3 separate regions of the Homo sapiens genome follow, and regions 2 and 3 are each linked to region 1. Evidence: chromatin contacts called from ENCODE Hi-C or POLR2A ChIA-PET data. All regions are on one chromosome and are shown on one strand. The core of a region is the stretch at or near the end of the contact, and the rest is flanking DNA. Distances in the headings are between cores, read along the strand shown.

Region 1 (5,027 bases), core at 1,317-3,816:
GATAGCACAAAATTAACGTCAGCTCCATTTTAAATTAGAATGAAGATGTCAGAAAGGTAGCACCACACCAAGAAATTATGAAACTGTTGTTAATTGGAATTTCTAATATTTAGCTACTCCACAACTCCTAGAGGAAAAAAAAAGTGTCAGTTTTACAAATACTACAGACCTTTACAAAGCCTTAAAGTATTTAACATGGGGGTGGGGAGCAACCGGGGTACCCATCCCCAAAACAAAGTGATTTGGATTAAACCAAAATAGATTTCATAGGCTCTGAAAATAAAATACAGGACAGATTTTTCCCCCTAGGCCCAATACTACTGCAAAGTATAAGAAAGTCTTTTTAAGAGAAAACAAACCATCACAGAGTTGATACTTAGCTAGGACCTGTTTTAATGCTAGTAAAGCCCCAAGAGAGTTTGTTTTGCCCGCAGAGGAGGGGAAAGTGTGTGGAAGTTGGTGGAGGTAGTCATTTTGGTTATTAGTAAATAAATCAAGCAGCAGAGAACATGAGGCCTAGGCAACTGCTAGAGAAGCCAAGGCCCAGCTTCCCCCCTCTCTTCCCAGCACGGCCTGGGTTTGATCTCAGAGCCCTGCGGATTGCCAAGGAAAAAAAAAATCATATCGAACCACAAAAGCACATGGGGCGAATGTAAAATATAAACACGGCGTTGGGCTGTGAGTGGCTGTTATTAAAGGTCTGAATTACTAAACATGAGAGGCGGGGAAAGCCAGGCGGCCATTTCAATAATATAAACCTCCCCGAATTAGACATTATTCAAATGAGAAGAGGTTCAGCTAAGCAGAGAGTAAAGACGACCCAGCACACAGCGAGAAAACACCGCCACAGAAGAAGGGAGGGGGATCCCCGTCCCTCCCCACCGACTCCCAACAGGAGAGAGGAAATCGAGAATACGATCAACTTGTCAGGCCAGCCCATTCTGGGGCAGGAGGGCAGCCCTTTACATCCAAGTTCTCGGGAGGCCTCTGGGCGCTTCTGGGGCCTCGGAGCGAGAGGCCCCGGAGGGCCACCCGCCCCGTGCGTCCCGGTCAGGCGCAGGGGGTGGGGGGAACGGAGGGGGGGCAGCGGGGAGGGGCAAAGGGAGACGGAGGTCAGACCACGCCAGGCACCTCCAGCCCAACTCGCCCGCGAAGCCCCGGCCGACAACGCAAAGGGGCTGCCGACCGCCGGCCGGGGGCGCGCGGGCCGCCCCAGAGGACATCCCCTCGGAAGGAACTTGCCCCAAGGACTCCTTCCAATCCAGTCCACCCCCCAGGGGGGGCACGCAGACCCCTGCGCGGGTTCCCCACCCCCGCCGCCCCAGGCCACCTCGCAGCGCCCACGACCGCTCACCCCTACCCACCTAGAGAGCAGGCCTGGCTTGGGTCAGGCCACCACATTGGGGACCAGTGGGGCGAGGCCGAAGTGCCTGGGGCCGTGACCCCCGGGCTCAGCCCCGCGCGGGGCGCGGGCAGGGAGCTCTCCCCGCGCGCACCCCCGGTTGCCCTGAGGGCCGCCCCCCAAGGCGGGCAGCGCCCCCCCGCCCGGGCCCGCTCCCGGGGGAAGACGCGTGCGGGTGTCCGGCCGCCGGGGTCCGCTCCGGCCCCGCCGCCTCCCCGGCATTGTGCTCGCCGCCGCCTCCATCCCCCTTCACGCCCCCCACCCCGCGCCCGCCCGGCCCCGGCCGCCCGCCCGCGCCCTACTGCGCCCCGCCGGCCCAGCAGCTATGAATATGTAAAATGTCTTTATTGTCCTCTCCCTCTGCCCCGGCCCCGCCGCCCCGCCGCGGACCCGCTCGGGTTCGGGCACGGCGGCGAGGAGGCGGCAGCGGCGGCCGGCAGAGGAGGAGGGCCGGTGCCGACGGGCAGACGGCGAGCGGCGGCGGGGTGGGCCGGGTGCAGGAGGAGGGCAGTGGATCGCAGCCCCCTTTGCCCCTTGTCTTCCCCCTCCGCCTGGCCGCTCCGAGCCTCTTTCCCCCTCCGCTCAGCGCCCGGCGGGGGCTCAATGCTCCCCGGCCCCCCATCTCCCCGCCGTTAATTATAATAATCCTGAGTACTAATAAATTATGCTAAGTCGCGGGGGGGGGCAGCGGGAGCCGGGGTTGAGTATGAATATGAATATGTAAAATGCTGTAATGATTACCTGCTGCTGCTGCCGCCGCGGCTGAACTCTCATCTTGACTCGCTGCTCCTCCGTCCGCCATTTTGAATATTTTAACCAAAATCGCCCGGTCGATAAACCCTCCCTCGCTCTGGCTCCCCTCCCCCCTCCCGCCCTGCTTGCCTCCTCCCTCCTCTCCGCCCCCTCCCGCTCCTTCCTCTCCCCGGGCGCGCGCCAGGGGGCGCGCGAGGCCGGCTCTGTTCGCCCCGGCCCCCTCAGAAGAGCTCCACCCCCTTCCCGCGCTCTGCGCACGCGCCTTCGGGGCGCTGTGGCCCTTCGGTAGCTAAAGCAGCGCCCTCAATCAGCCAGGCACCCTGTGGCTTCATTTTTCGTCTCGGCTCTGCGCATGCGCGCCTTTCTCCTGCCGCCAGAAGTGTCGCCGGCGCATGCGCTCCCTCTAGCTCAGAACCAGATTATATAGTATCCCGGGCGCCTGTGTCTTCTTACACTTCTCCCTTTTCCTCCCGCCTTGCTTCCCTCCTGGCTTCGCTCCGGTCTCCCCCAGTGGCCTGTGGCATTGTAAAAGCACGGCAAGGAGCGCAGCGGCCAGAAACGTGGGGGCGCGTGGAAGGGCAGTGAGCGGCCCGCGTGCCCTGTGCTCCGCACTTTCTTCAGGGTTTCCGCGCAGTTGAAACATTGGCAACAATGGATAAGCCGCTCCTCGCTAGGTAATTTCCGGCCCTCTGGGCAGGTAGGGGCGGAAACGACCGCCACGGGAGCCGGGCATGAGGCACCTGCTGAGCCACACGCGGGCCTCCCGCTTTAAATTTGAATCCGAGCTAATCCCCGCCCCCGGCTCTGCTAGTGCAGGAGACCCGGCCCCGGCAAACGCGAGGGGGAGTGTCGTGTGATTGTTTTAATTAGCCCTAAATCTCTTCTGCTCTACTTGCTTCTAACGCCAGGCTGGCTTCCTCGGGAGCTAGGCGTCTTATTAAGTCGCTAATTTCCGCCCTACCCTTCCTTTCTGCCTTCACGCCCCTCTAACGCCGCTCCCCCCAATCGAAACAGACCCCATATTCTGAGGCTTCCCCCCGCGCCTTCTTCCCGCCTTGGAACACCTTTTAAAACCTAGCAGTAAGCTGATGACTAATAAAAATGTCGAAATCGTAACTTCATCGTGAATTTTATTTTGCTGTGTTTCTCAGAGTAAATATGGTATTGGGGAAAGGTTTCGCGTTGCACATATCTTTCTTGGTAACTAGACATAATGTTGCTGAGTTTTCTTTATCTTAAATGGCGAAATTCCCTGGACAAAGTCCCAGGTCTAATTATTTTACGAATTTTTAAAGCCCTATTTTTGTTTGTTTGTTTGTTTTTTAAGAATAGAAAGGTGTATTTCATGGTAAGCAAAGTTTAAAAAAAATCAGCTCTAGTTAATCTGTCTTGAGAGATATGACTGAAGTTTAAATTGGGTAGAACTGCTGGTTCTACAATTAAAAACAAAACTGATTTCCAAGTGAGTGCAATTATTTTAATGGGTAAAGTTTTAATCATCAGTCCTAGAATGCTCGTTGGACTCCTTTAACTGTGCAAGTACAGTTAAAGCTATTGTCAGTGACAGGCAACGATTTGGGGGTGGGATTGATTTGTTCGTGGTAATTAAGCCTTAGGGTGTGTGCATGACTGTTTGAACCAAATAATTAGACCGCCCTGTAATCTAATTATTTAGAGCCACGCCAACCAGCACACTTAAGGAAATGAAATATTTAACTAGTTAATCTGGAAATATGGCCTAAGTTATTTTCACCAGCATTACTGTAAGGGAAGTCTCAGAATTGACAACCTTATTGGAAATAGTTAAGTACATGCCCCTGCTCTGGGGACCACAAATTTGAAATCATCTCCATTAAGAAAAAGAGCTCAAATACCCTCATTTAATTTCCTGTCTTCTATTTAATCCTAGTTTTGCTCTTTGGTTCAAAAAGTATATTAATATGACCTTCGGAAAGTCATTGAAGCTAGTGTATGTGTTATGCATTCTTTACTGTTTCACTTCTATAAAAGGAAATTTTCATGGAAAGGATTTTTATTTAAGGAAGGATAGTTCTGTGAGAACAAAAATAGCTTAAAATAGACTGTATCAAAGTTTCATTTTCCTCCTAATGAGTTATTTATGTTTCCAGCTGTCCCCAGTGCCTAGCACAATGCCTGGGCATAGTAGGTGTTCATATTTGTTGAAGAAAAATAGTGAATATACAGTTATGTATGTTAGGATTATTTGTAAAATTAATGTCATTTATTCAATAAAAAATTGTAAACATCTGCATTCTCATGAACTTACTAGGTGCTAAAGATAGGAAAATGTGTAAGACACTACTTTAACCTCAGCAAACTCACATATATCACTTTAAAAAAGAAAAAAAAAAACCCTTACAATACCCTGGGAGGTAGAAACTCTTTATCCCAGTTATCTAGGATGGGAAGATTGAGGCATAGAGATGTCAAGTAACTTGCCCAGTGTCACACCACTATTAAGTGTTAGAGCTAAAATTCAAACACAGGCAAGGGACCGTACTCTTAACCACTACACTAAGTTATTTGCTTTGGGTCAGGCAAAATCTTGGAGGTACATGTATTAGACTGTTCGTGCATTGCTATAAAGAAATACCTGACACTTGGTAACTTACAAGAAAAGAGGTTTAATTGACTCATGGGTCTGTAGGCTATACAGGAAGCATAGCACTGGGAAGGACTATGTTTCTGGGGAAGACTCTGGAAGCTTACAGTCGTGGTGAAGGCCAAGCAGGAGCTTGTACATCACACAGGAGAACAGGAGCAAGAGAAAGGGTAGGGGGGCAGGTGCCACACACTTTTACAAGAACTCACTGTCATGAGGACAGCACCAAGGCGATGGTGCTAAACCATT
Region 2 (5,027 bases), core at 674-3,173, 2.7 Mb before region 1:
TGAACTGAGTCAGTTCTGGGTGGGGGTCACAAGATCAGATGGGCCAGTTTATCATCTGGGTGTTGCCAGCTGATCCATCAAGTGCAGGGTCTGCAAAACATCTGAAGCACTGATCTCAGGAGCAGTTTAGGGAGGGTCAGAATCTTGTGGCCTCCAGCTGCATGACTCCCAAACCATAATTTCTAATCTTGTGGCTAATGTTGGTAGTCTAGACCCCAGGCAAGAAGGAGGTTGGTTTTGGGAAAGGGCTTTTATTGTTTTTGTTTTAAACTGTAAATTATAAACTAATTTCCTTCCAAAGTTAGTTCAGCCTATGCCCAGGAATGAACAAGGATAGCATGGAGGTTAAGGACAAGATGGAGTTGGTTAAATTGGATCTCTTTAACTGCCTTAGTCATAATTTTGCAAAGGCAGTTTCATTGCTACCTGAATGATTTTCCTAACTTATCCATCAATCTCCTGGAAGCCTTTCTCCTTAACCAATGTCTTCAACTCTGCCAGACATGTGGCAGCTTCTTCATCAGCAGATGTGGCCTCTCCAGTTATTTTTATGTTTTTCAGTCCAAACCTATTCCTGAATCTGTGTAGCCATCCCTTACTTGCAGTAAATAGCTTGGTGTGCCTAATTTCAGGGGATCCCTTTCTTAAGTCTTCCTATAGGCTCAACACTTTCTGGCAAAACTTACTGCGGTCAGCTGAAATACGTTTTCTGTTCATGTCTCCCACCCACAAATGTAATGCCTTTTCCGTCTTTTGCTGTTGCACCTCAAACTACAAAAGTTACAGCCACAGTGCATGATAGGTGCTTAGTTAACTAGCACGAATCTTTTTCCTTCTTCACAATTTCATGGATAATTTGTTCTTATCATAGATTTTGGCAACCTCAGCATATGACTCTTTTTCTTTCCTTATTAAGTCCAGAGCTTTCACCTTTTCATTTAAAGGAAGCACTTTACAGCTTCTCCTCGGCATATCCAAATTGTCAGCACAATTCCTGTGCTTTGCGGCCATTATTAAGTAAAATAAGGGTTACCTGAACATAAGCAGGTGGTATCTCTCATTATCTCTGCTATACTACGGGTGCATCTGTTAACCAAAGCAGCTACTGAGTGGGTAATGAGTGGATACTGTACACAGCGCGGCTACCTGCGACAGATGATTCGCGTCAAGGGTGGGACAGAGTGGATGGCCCGAGATTTAATCGGGCTACTCAGAATACAGGCGGTTTGAAACTTAAGAATTGTTTATTTCTGGAGTTTTCCATTTAACATTTCTGAACCAAGGTTTGACCACAGGTAACTGACACTGCAGAAAGCATGGAGGGGGGCAAAACTACTGCATTAATATTAAAATTTTCAAATATTACTTTTTGCTAAATGAAATGTGATTCAGGACCTTCCCTCTCAAAGATCAAGCGAGATCACCACGACCTCCGCCAGCAGCGGCTCTGCACGACTCCACCCTCGCAGCCCAGCCAATCAAAGCTACAGGTTGAGTGACGTCACTCTCCTGAAAGTCCTCGCTAATTCCCGTACTCCTTTTCTCCGCCCTGCACCTCTACTGTTTGCTACAAGTGGCCAGCAGCCATTTTGGATTTGGGCGGAAATGAAATTAAAACTGTGCTGTTAAAAGCCTAAAAATTCAAGTCAAGACAAACTTAAGCATTCGACCAACACATCTAGAAAGGGGGCATCTTCGTGGACTAACTAGACCACTGGGGCAGTGAGTGAAACTCGGTATCGTCGCGGCGCCCACACTTAAGATGGCACCGGCCTGAGACTCAGCTGTGCGGCCTCTCTACCTCGGTTCCTGGTTAGTTGGCCTCATTGGTGGCGTCGGAGGGAGGAAGGTGGGCCTTCTGTCCCGTTTCCGGACCCGTCTCTATGGTGTAGGAGAAACCCGGCCCCCAGAAGATTGTGGGTGTAGTGGCCACAGCCTTACAGGCAGGCAGGGGTGGTTGGTGTCAACAGGGGGGCCAACAGGGTACCAGAGCCAAGACCCTCGGCCTCCTCCCCCGCCGCCTTCCTGCAGGTAACAGGGAGCCCTGCGCTGCGCCCCCAGTCCTTGCAGGACTGCGCCGTGGGGGAAGGGGCCGGGCGGGGAGGAGGCGGCGGGCGCGCGCCCCGCTCGCGGGTCTGCGCTCTGGGGCCCGCGCGGGAGCGAGCTCGGCGCGGCGCCGGCGGCCGGTTGAGCTGTGCTCTCAGCTTCGGAGCAGCCTCCCCTTGCTGATTGTGGGGCGCCCTGTAATCTGCGCTTCGCGGGCGGCCCCCGACGGGTGAGGCGCCCGCGGCCAGAGCTCTCCAAGGCGGCCGCGGAGTCGGTCCTCGCAGGGAGGTGTGGAAGGTGAGGGGCCAGCGAAGCGAGAGCGGCGCCTCGGCCCTTCAGTGACCCCGCGGGGTCGCGGCAAGCAGGGCGAGGGTGCTCGGCTGGGCGGGTCACTGTCCCGGGGCGGCAGTGCCCGAGCCCGGGGGGATCCTGGGGGCGCGCCCGCCCTCGGGAAGGCGGCCTCATTCTTGATCCAAGACCAGTGCCCGTCCCCCAAGGCCCAGCTGGCTCCTGTCTTGGCATAGTGCTTTCTGTTTAGAATAAAGATGAAACATTTCTCGGAAGAGCATATTCAGGAATCCATGTGAAATTCTCGGAGTCGGGTCTCGAATTTTGGGGGTCACTGTTAACTGCTGTTTTTAGGGACCCATGTTCTTATAAAATGTATCTTGAGCTGAAATCACAATTATTTTGGTCCATAAAGACTTAATTGTGTATTGCTTGTCAGCTAGCAATGCTGGACTGAGTTCCGCAGAGGGAATATATACCTGAAACACGAAAGCAAGGGCCGGAGTAACGTTACCGCTGGATACCAGAATATCAGCCAGTACAGTGCATCCTTAATACTCAGAGTGCAAGCCATTATCTTTGGAACTTTCAAGCTAAGGGAGCTAGGACCAAGGTAGTCTCGAGTAATTGCTGGGAAAAGAAAATATTTGGTAGAAACATTTCCATAGAGCACACGGGTTTCTTAGTTGAGTGTATGAGTTGCCCTTTGACCTAGACAAGGGTTTTCTTAATCTACAAGCGGTCCAGAAATTTTATGTGCTGCCCAAGTAGGCAAAAGAGTGGAGGGAGATTATTAAAGGGAAGACTGATGCATATTCAAGTCAGAGACTGTCAACTCAGCATTTTATTATAGAGTGGAGATGCTAAGTGCTACGAAATACCTATTACGGGATACTAGGATATCCTTTTCTACCTTCTTGTGACTTTTTAATTTCAAAGCTAATGAGCAAGATTTTGTGTTTTCCCCGTCCTCAAAACAACAGGAAAGCATTTTGGAAGGCCAAGTGTTTTTCTTACATTTCAATAAATCAATTTTAGCTGAATTATCATTTTTAAAGCACTGGCGGGCATGGTGGCACATGCCTGTAATCTCAGCAACTAGGGAGGCTGGGGAGGGCAGGTAGCTTGAGCCCAGGAATTCCAGGTTACAGTGAGATAGGATAGCGCCAATGCACTCTAGGCCAGCAGCAACAGAACAAGACCATATCTCTATTTAAAACAAAAAACAAACAAAAAAACTTCTTCATATAACAGTATTTGTGCTTCTTTAGATATATTAGTGTGAAGAATTACTGCTTCAAAACATTCTCAAATTGCAATAATCAGCACACCTTTTTAATTTTCCCCCAATAAAGTTTGCACTGGGAACATACAATATAATCTTACCACTGTCAGTATTACACTGATGGTATCAGTGGACTTCTGTCAAAGTTAACATGCTTTCAAAACAAGAAAATGGCATCCTTTCCAGTTCTCTCAAGAAATTGAGTCATCCCTTTTTAATTTTTAAGTGATTTTTTTAGTCTTAGACCTAAAATACAGTAAGAAAAATGAATTTTAACTACTTCCTAATGCTTTTATAACTTTGTTAATTATAGTGGAATTCATATGAAATCTAAGGTTAATAGCTATTGCAAGGCCAATGTTCCCACAAGGAAGTATTTTGCTATTTAGAAATAGCTAAGTAAATTAAATGTTCCTTTCTCTTGCCTCTGGTGACTGCCATTCATCAGCCAGAGCACTGACCCTGAATCCTGGTGGCAGTCTTATCTCCCATGAGGATTAATATTAACACTTAAATAAACAGCATGATTTCCTGCGAAGAAGATATTCATTAATATACAGTCCCTTATTCTCTGCTTTTCTCTTAATTGTGTGTTGATTTTGGAAAGCTGTGTTTTGTGGGTGAGAGAGAGACGGTCAGACTAGCTTCAGATACTTTCAAAGTAACACTTCTGTAACTCACTCTTCCAGTCTGACTGGCTTTTCAGGCAGGAGTTGGAGACCAAGTAGAGCTTTCTGCCTATGAAATGGCAATTAGTTTCAAAGAACATAGACCCATTCAAGTTACCTGAGGAAAAGGGGGCTGGTTGTAAGGGTGTCAATGGGATGTTAGGGTATCTGGGTGGAATTAGATTTGAGGCTGGGCTTCCGGTAGTCTTGAGATGGATAGTAGTAATGTGCCCCCTAAGTATGACTAAGCTACGGTCCCAGTGTTTGCTTTTTAAAATTTTACTACCAACTGACTTCCTCTGGAAAGTTTCTGACTTCATGTGGCTTTGGTTTGCCGTAGCTCCACCTCCACCTCATAGCATCCTTCTACCTTCGGCTATGCTTCTAATAGGCAAAAATTGTTCTTAGTTCAAATTCCTGGGGGAGACAATGATCTGGCCAGTTTATCTCTTCACTCAGGCCATGAAATTGATGGCTAATTTGTGAATTAACCGCCCTTTGGCCCAGGATAGGTACCTGCCAACATTAACTGTGCCCAAGAAGAGGTGGCAAGATCAAGTGCTAAGCATAATCCTCCCTACTCAGCAGGAGGTTGTGACAATCTGGCCAGCACTCTATCTCCAGAACAGAGGGATTAGCATTGTTGCTTTTACCCATGGTCCCACATAAACTTTTTATTTGTAGTCCCAGTAGAAAGGTGAATGTTACCATAGTTGCCATACTTGGCATTTCTTTTAGTA
Region 3 (5,027 bases), core at 1,509-4,008, 2.1 Mb before region 1:
ATTTAAATTCAAATAGCCACATGTAATTACCGCATTGGACAGTGAAAGGCTACAGAGTAGACTGAAAATAAAAGTGATGTCATGGAAGTCATCAAAAGAACGTATCTCAAAAGGCAGGGAATGGTCAACAGTATTAAATATTAGAGAGGACAAATCAGCTAGGACTAAAAAGTGACTACTGTATTTAGCAATTTAGGGGTTGAATTGTGTCCCCCAAATCTTTATTTGTTGAAGTACTAACCCCCCACTACCTCAGAATGAGACTTCATTTGGAAACAGGATCACTGCAGATGTAATTAGTTAAGATGAAATCATACAGGAGTAGACTGGGTTCCTTTTTTCAATATGACTGCTGTCTTTATAAAAAGGGTAAATTTAGACACAGAAACATGCACATAGGGAGAATGCCATGTGAATATGAAGGCGGAGATAAGGGTGGTACGTCTACAAGACAAGGAGCACCAAAGACTGCCAGCAAGCCACTGGAAGCTAGGAGAGTGTCTCTAATGCCTTCCGAAGGAGCACAGCCTTGTTGACATTTTCATCTTGGACTTCTAGCCTCCAGAACTGAGAGAATACATTTTGTTGTTCAAGCCATGCAGTTTGTGGTACTTTGTTACAGCAACCCCAGCAAACTAATACAACATGAAAGAGATCTTTGATACACCCTAGTTGCTTTGTCTATCTACTTAAATCTTTAAAATGTGTATTCTTATTTAAATCGTAATCTTCTAGTGTATAGGGAATATAGCTGTTAAAAACTTTGCATTAACATTAAATGTTTAAGAGTAGTCACCTAATAAATTCTAACTAATGATGTTAAATTTCACTTGTACATCTAAAGTACTGAAATATAAACACTGCACTAAAAAATAAACATAAAGGGATCTGAAATAACAAATGATTCCCAAGGGGGTCCATGAGATCTAGTTATCTGGCTCAAACGTTCCTTCACATCGTCATAAATGTCATGTTTTAAAAACAATTATAAAAAAGCCACTTACCTTTGGTTTCTAAATTTTTAGTAGTCATTTTTTCACCTTAACCACTGAAAATGCACTCCAAGACTTCTGCTGAACAACCTAGAAATGTATGCATATGAAATAATTTTAAAAATATCATATAAACACATAGAGTACCTCCAATTTAAAAGTTATGATATTTTAATTGCTTCTGTATTTAGTACGCATGCATTTAGAAAGAGAAATGTCCCTTATATCCCATTCTCACAGAAGGCATTGTTATGTCTACTAAAAGTCTCAAAAAAAAAAATTAGGGGTGGTTTACTTCTAAATACTCCGTTTCACCATCCTCACCAATACACTCTAAATTGTCAGAAGTATGTCCTGAATTTTAGCCAAGCAAAGGGAATGAAGTTACTGTGGTGGTTTTGTCATCCATATGACAAGAGGAATTTTAAAGTAATTACTTTCTTAGGAGACATACCGACACAATTTGTATACACACACACACATATCAAAAAGGAGCTTCTGTTTAGATGTTTAACAAACGACAAAAAATATTACTCAAGATAACATAATTTATACTTTTTTGGTAATAAAAAGTTAAAATTAAAATAGTGTAGCTCCAAAAGTAAAAAGAGAAACATATCGAGCCCATGCTTTCAGAAATGTATACATTGTCTTACAGTACAGACTCAGATTTACCAGAGAACATATAAGAAGGTGATGCTACTGCAATGATATAAATATGACAAACTGTACACTAGATGACAACTGGTTTCACTACAAAAAAAGATCGTTCTCAGTACTAGATACAACTCAGTTCAATTAGTGAACCCGACGACTAACTTTCTTAACAGTCACAAACTTTTCTACACTTACACTCTACTGCTCCGAAAAGAGGTATCCAAAAAACCCTTCGTAAGAGTAACGATCCCTGAAACTGCCCTTGATAGCTGCTCTGCGAAACGTACAGGCACAGCGAGTGCCTGCTGGCAAATGCCAAATGAAGCGGAGGGGGTGAAGAAGTAAGTAGGGGGAGTGAGCAGGTATGAAAGCGATAGGCCGGGAAGCGACAAGCCTGTCAACTTTGCTGTCCGGGGAAGTCGAAACCTAAGTTTCATCCCTGTCTGAAAAAGTCTTCCCGGAACAATCTTTCCCTAAATCCAAAGCTACTGGCCACCGAGCTCCAGCCAGACCTCCGTCCCTTTCCAACATCCTTAGTTATACCTGCTTGTCCTCGGATTTACCTCTAAGATTCTTATTCTCCGTATTTCAGGGGGCTTCACTTGATAGGCTCTTCGGATCGGTATCACCAGGTTAACTTCTCACAGACCTCTTCCATTCGGAAGCCGACCCGCCCAGTCCCTCCGCATATCCAGCAGCTCTCTCACTCCTAACCACTTCCGATTACTCAGGGTTTCGCTTCCGGAATACGTTTCCAAAAGAGCAGGGTAAACAAATTCTGCAGTGCGTATAAACTCAAGTAACACAGAACACACACTGTAAGGCCTCCGTAAGTGAAAAGCGGACAGATTTCTACTTTAAAATAAAATACCGTACAGCAACTTTTGGAGCCCAAGCCGCATATTCACTTAAACTTCCGGGCCAGCTGTTAAACAAACGGAAGTAAAACTGCCGGAAACAGAATAATGGCGTCTCGTAGCCCCAGGCGACAGCGTGGAGGGGCGGGTCTGTCGATTGGATGAACGCAGCTGAGATTACTCCCAGCCACTAAGGACGAAGAGGTGGGGCGGTGGCGTCCCACGCCTCGTGCGACAGTGGGCGGGGCTTTGTTGCCTGAGTAACCGTATGATGGTGGTGGTGGTGGTGTCTTCCTGTCTCAACGATACCTATTTTCTAGTGCTGAGATCCTGAGACAATGGTGAGTGCCAGGGGATGCCAGAAGAACGGCTCTGGGGTCCTACTTACTTAGCTTTCCAAGTCTTCGGGCGGATGGGCACTTAAAGTTGTCCGGTCCTCCCGACCTTCTCCCCGTTATCTCTTTCCCCCTTCCCACGGGCTGTTCCTGCAGTCTCCTCGCTCTCCGTATTTCTTACAGCACCCTGAATTCCACTAATGTTACTAAGTCTCTAGAGTAATGAAACAGAAAATTTAGGGTAAGGCATCGAGTCTAATAACCTGTTTTGAACAAACATTATGTGTTTGCATTGTTCATCATGGCATTTTTCATGTTCACAGATTCACATTAACGCGCTTTATTAAGAGTATGGGGTGGTGTGTATGTGACTGTCTCAACACTGATCTGAATCTCCCTAGATCTTGGAGTCTTTTTGCTTTTCTGAGTGGCAGAGCACTGCCCCACGCCCCCACGAGGGCCATTAACAGGTGTATGTTGGATCAGCGCTCTTCTATCCAGTTGGTTACCTTCTAGGTCTGTGCTTGCTTTTCTTTTCTCTTTTCTTTTCTTTCTTCTTCTTTTTTTTTTAAACAGAAATTTCTCCTGGGATTGCTTGGAGAGCTTCTGGAATTCACTGTTTGGGCTTCACCCCTGGAAATTCTGAATGAAAGGAATGGAGCTCGGTATTTGCATTTTAAATAAGCCTATAGGTTATTTTAATTCACCCCTATGTTTGAGAGGGTTCTAGTTAATTCACTTAACTACCATATCTTTTAAGCACTTATGGATAACGGACTGGAGGATAGAAAGATCTTTAGATAGTTATAGCTATGAATTTAGAAACAGAGCCCTCACCCACCACCCCTTGTTTCTTCATACTACTCAGCAATCCTTTTGGTTACCCCAGTTTTCCCCTGACCCATTCTCTGTGAAGACATTTTCAAACCTTCCCTTTACAAACCCTGTCTTTTGCCCTCTTCATTTCTCCTTTCTAAACATGATGGAGTATAACAGGCCATTTCTTCAACCTCATGCCCCCAACCTACACATTGCTCTATATTTTTGCCGAGCCTTTAGTCTTGTATTTCTAGTGTAGAGAAAGGGATATTAAAGGATAATCCATCCATCTTTGCTCTTGATCTCATTTGCTTCCATCTGTTACATTTCGCTTCCAGTTGTTTTTTTCTTTCCTGTGCGTTCAGCCTTTTCCTCTCCAGTTTCTTCTCTTCAGTGCTCAAGTCACACATCTTATGAAAATTAAATAAAGCAAAACCATGTCCTCCATCCTGTGTTTATCCAGTTATTTCCTAGTCCTCCTATCTATCAGTAAACTTCTTGAAAGGATATTATTTTTACTTATATCAAACAGACAAAAGTCTTCTGTCTGGCTTCTTTAATGGCTTCAAGAAAGTTGTTCTTGCTTAAGTTTCTAATGGCCTTTTAAATACCAAATACAGTAATTACTTCTCAAAATTTACATTACTTAGTCTCTTTGTGACAACTGAGGTTCATAGTCATTAATTCCTTTTACTGGCTGTGCCTGGTTTTTGAATGTCATTCTTTGGAATTAACTCCTTGATTACTTTCATTTCTTAGTCTAGACATTTTCCTTGGGTGATTTTGTCCACTCACATGGATTCTACTAACACCTTTGATTTTGCTTCTAAATTTCAATTTTCCTCTCAGATCTACTAATGCCTAACTCAGTTGCTTCCCGGACACATCTGTCTCAAATGTCCTTCAAACTTAATATGACCAAAACTGAACTTGCTATCTTTCCTCCTGGTTTCTCCTATTTTCACCAAGTTAAATAATGCTACTACTATATTATAACCTAAACTAGAAATCAGAGTTATCCTACATTCCTCCCTCTTCTATTTCTCCCATATTCAGTTGTTCACTAGATCAAATTTTAGTTTGTCATCTCCTCATTTCGTGATTATTTTAATAGTGACTTTTACAGTCTGGTCTGGAAATTCTCCAATCCATTATTTTCTCTGCCACAAGAAGGAATTTTTAAAAACCCAACCTGTTGATTTACTCACCTCCTTAAAACTCTAGATTCCCTATTTCCTACAGTAAAATGTCTAGAATGGCACACAAGTTCCTCCATGAACAAGCACTTTTCTGTCTAGCTTTTGCCTTTCCCTTTCCATACTTAAAAAAAAAAAATTCTCTTGCCTTTTAGCTACTTGCTTTTCATT

What was found. A loop is a pair of places that touch in the nucleus more often than their neighbours do. ChIA-PET counts read pairs that join two places held with the same protein, here RNA polymerase II (POLR2A). Pooled maps may share reads with other maps.
Region 2: a map of CD8-positive, alpha-beta T cell shows a loop between it and region 1 (16-fold over the local background). The contact joins the promoter of SCYL3 here to the promoter of POU2F1-DT in region 1. A Hi-C loop is called at or near these places in 4 of 168 maps with a recorded cell type or tissue (CD8-positive, alpha-beta T cell, naive thymus-derived CD4-positive, alpha-beta T cell and sigmoid colon) and 17 of 50 pooled maps. POLR2A ChIA-PET finds 5 or more read pairs at or near these places in 2 of 52 experiments (CD4-positive, alpha-beta T cell and T-cell).
Region 3: a map of B cell shows a loop between it and region 1 (21-fold over the local background). The contact joins the promoter of NME7 here to the promoter of POU2F1-DT in region 1. A Hi-C loop is called at or near these places in 4 of 168 maps with a recorded cell type or tissue (B cell, CD4-positive, alpha-beta T cell and naive thymus-derived CD4-positive, alpha-beta T cell), 1 of 37 single-sample maps with no recorded cell type and 11 of 50 pooled maps. POLR2A ChIA-PET finds 5 or more read pairs at or near these places in 2 of 52 experiments (CD4-positive, alpha-beta T cell and activated CD4-positive, alpha-beta T cell).

What each region holds. Positions count from the first base shown.
Region 1 is chr1:167,218,075-167,223,101 of GRCh38, reverse strand. POU2F1-DT (POU2F1 divergent transcript) reads left to right here and starts at 2,566. Exons shown (of 1, transcript NR_185889.1): 1 at 2,566-3,271. It overlaps POU2F1 (POU class 2 homeobox 1), which reads right to left and starts at 2,216. Exons shown (of 16, transcript NM_002697.4): 1 at 2,144-2,216. The coding sequence starts at 2,204. RefSeq lists enhancers at 814-993, 2,524-2,633 and silencers at 1,054-1,233, 1,244-1,523, 1,744-1,893, 2,244-2,343.
Region 2 is chr1:169,890,792-169,895,818 of GRCh38, reverse strand. It overlaps SCYL3 (SCY1 like pseudokinase 3), which reads left to right and starts at 1,923. Exons shown (of 13, transcript NM_020423.7): 1 at 1,923-2,031. RefSeq lists enhancers at 1,496-1,905, 1,580-2,167, 2,168-2,755 and silencers at 2,106-2,185, 2,426-2,485.
Region 3 is chr1:169,365,528-169,370,554 of GRCh38, reverse strand. NME7 (NME/NM23 family member 7) reads left to right here and starts at 2,758. Exons shown (of 12, transcript NM_013330.5): 1 at 2,758-2,847. The coding sequence starts at 2,845. It overlaps BLZF1 (basic leucine zipper nuclear factor 1), which reads right to left and starts at 2,360. Exons shown (of 7, transcript NM_001320973.2): 1 at 2,213-2,360; 2 at 1,005-1,082. The coding sequence starts at 1,032. RefSeq lists enhancers at 1,781-2,280, 2,539-2,618, 2,281-2,782, 1,722-2,921.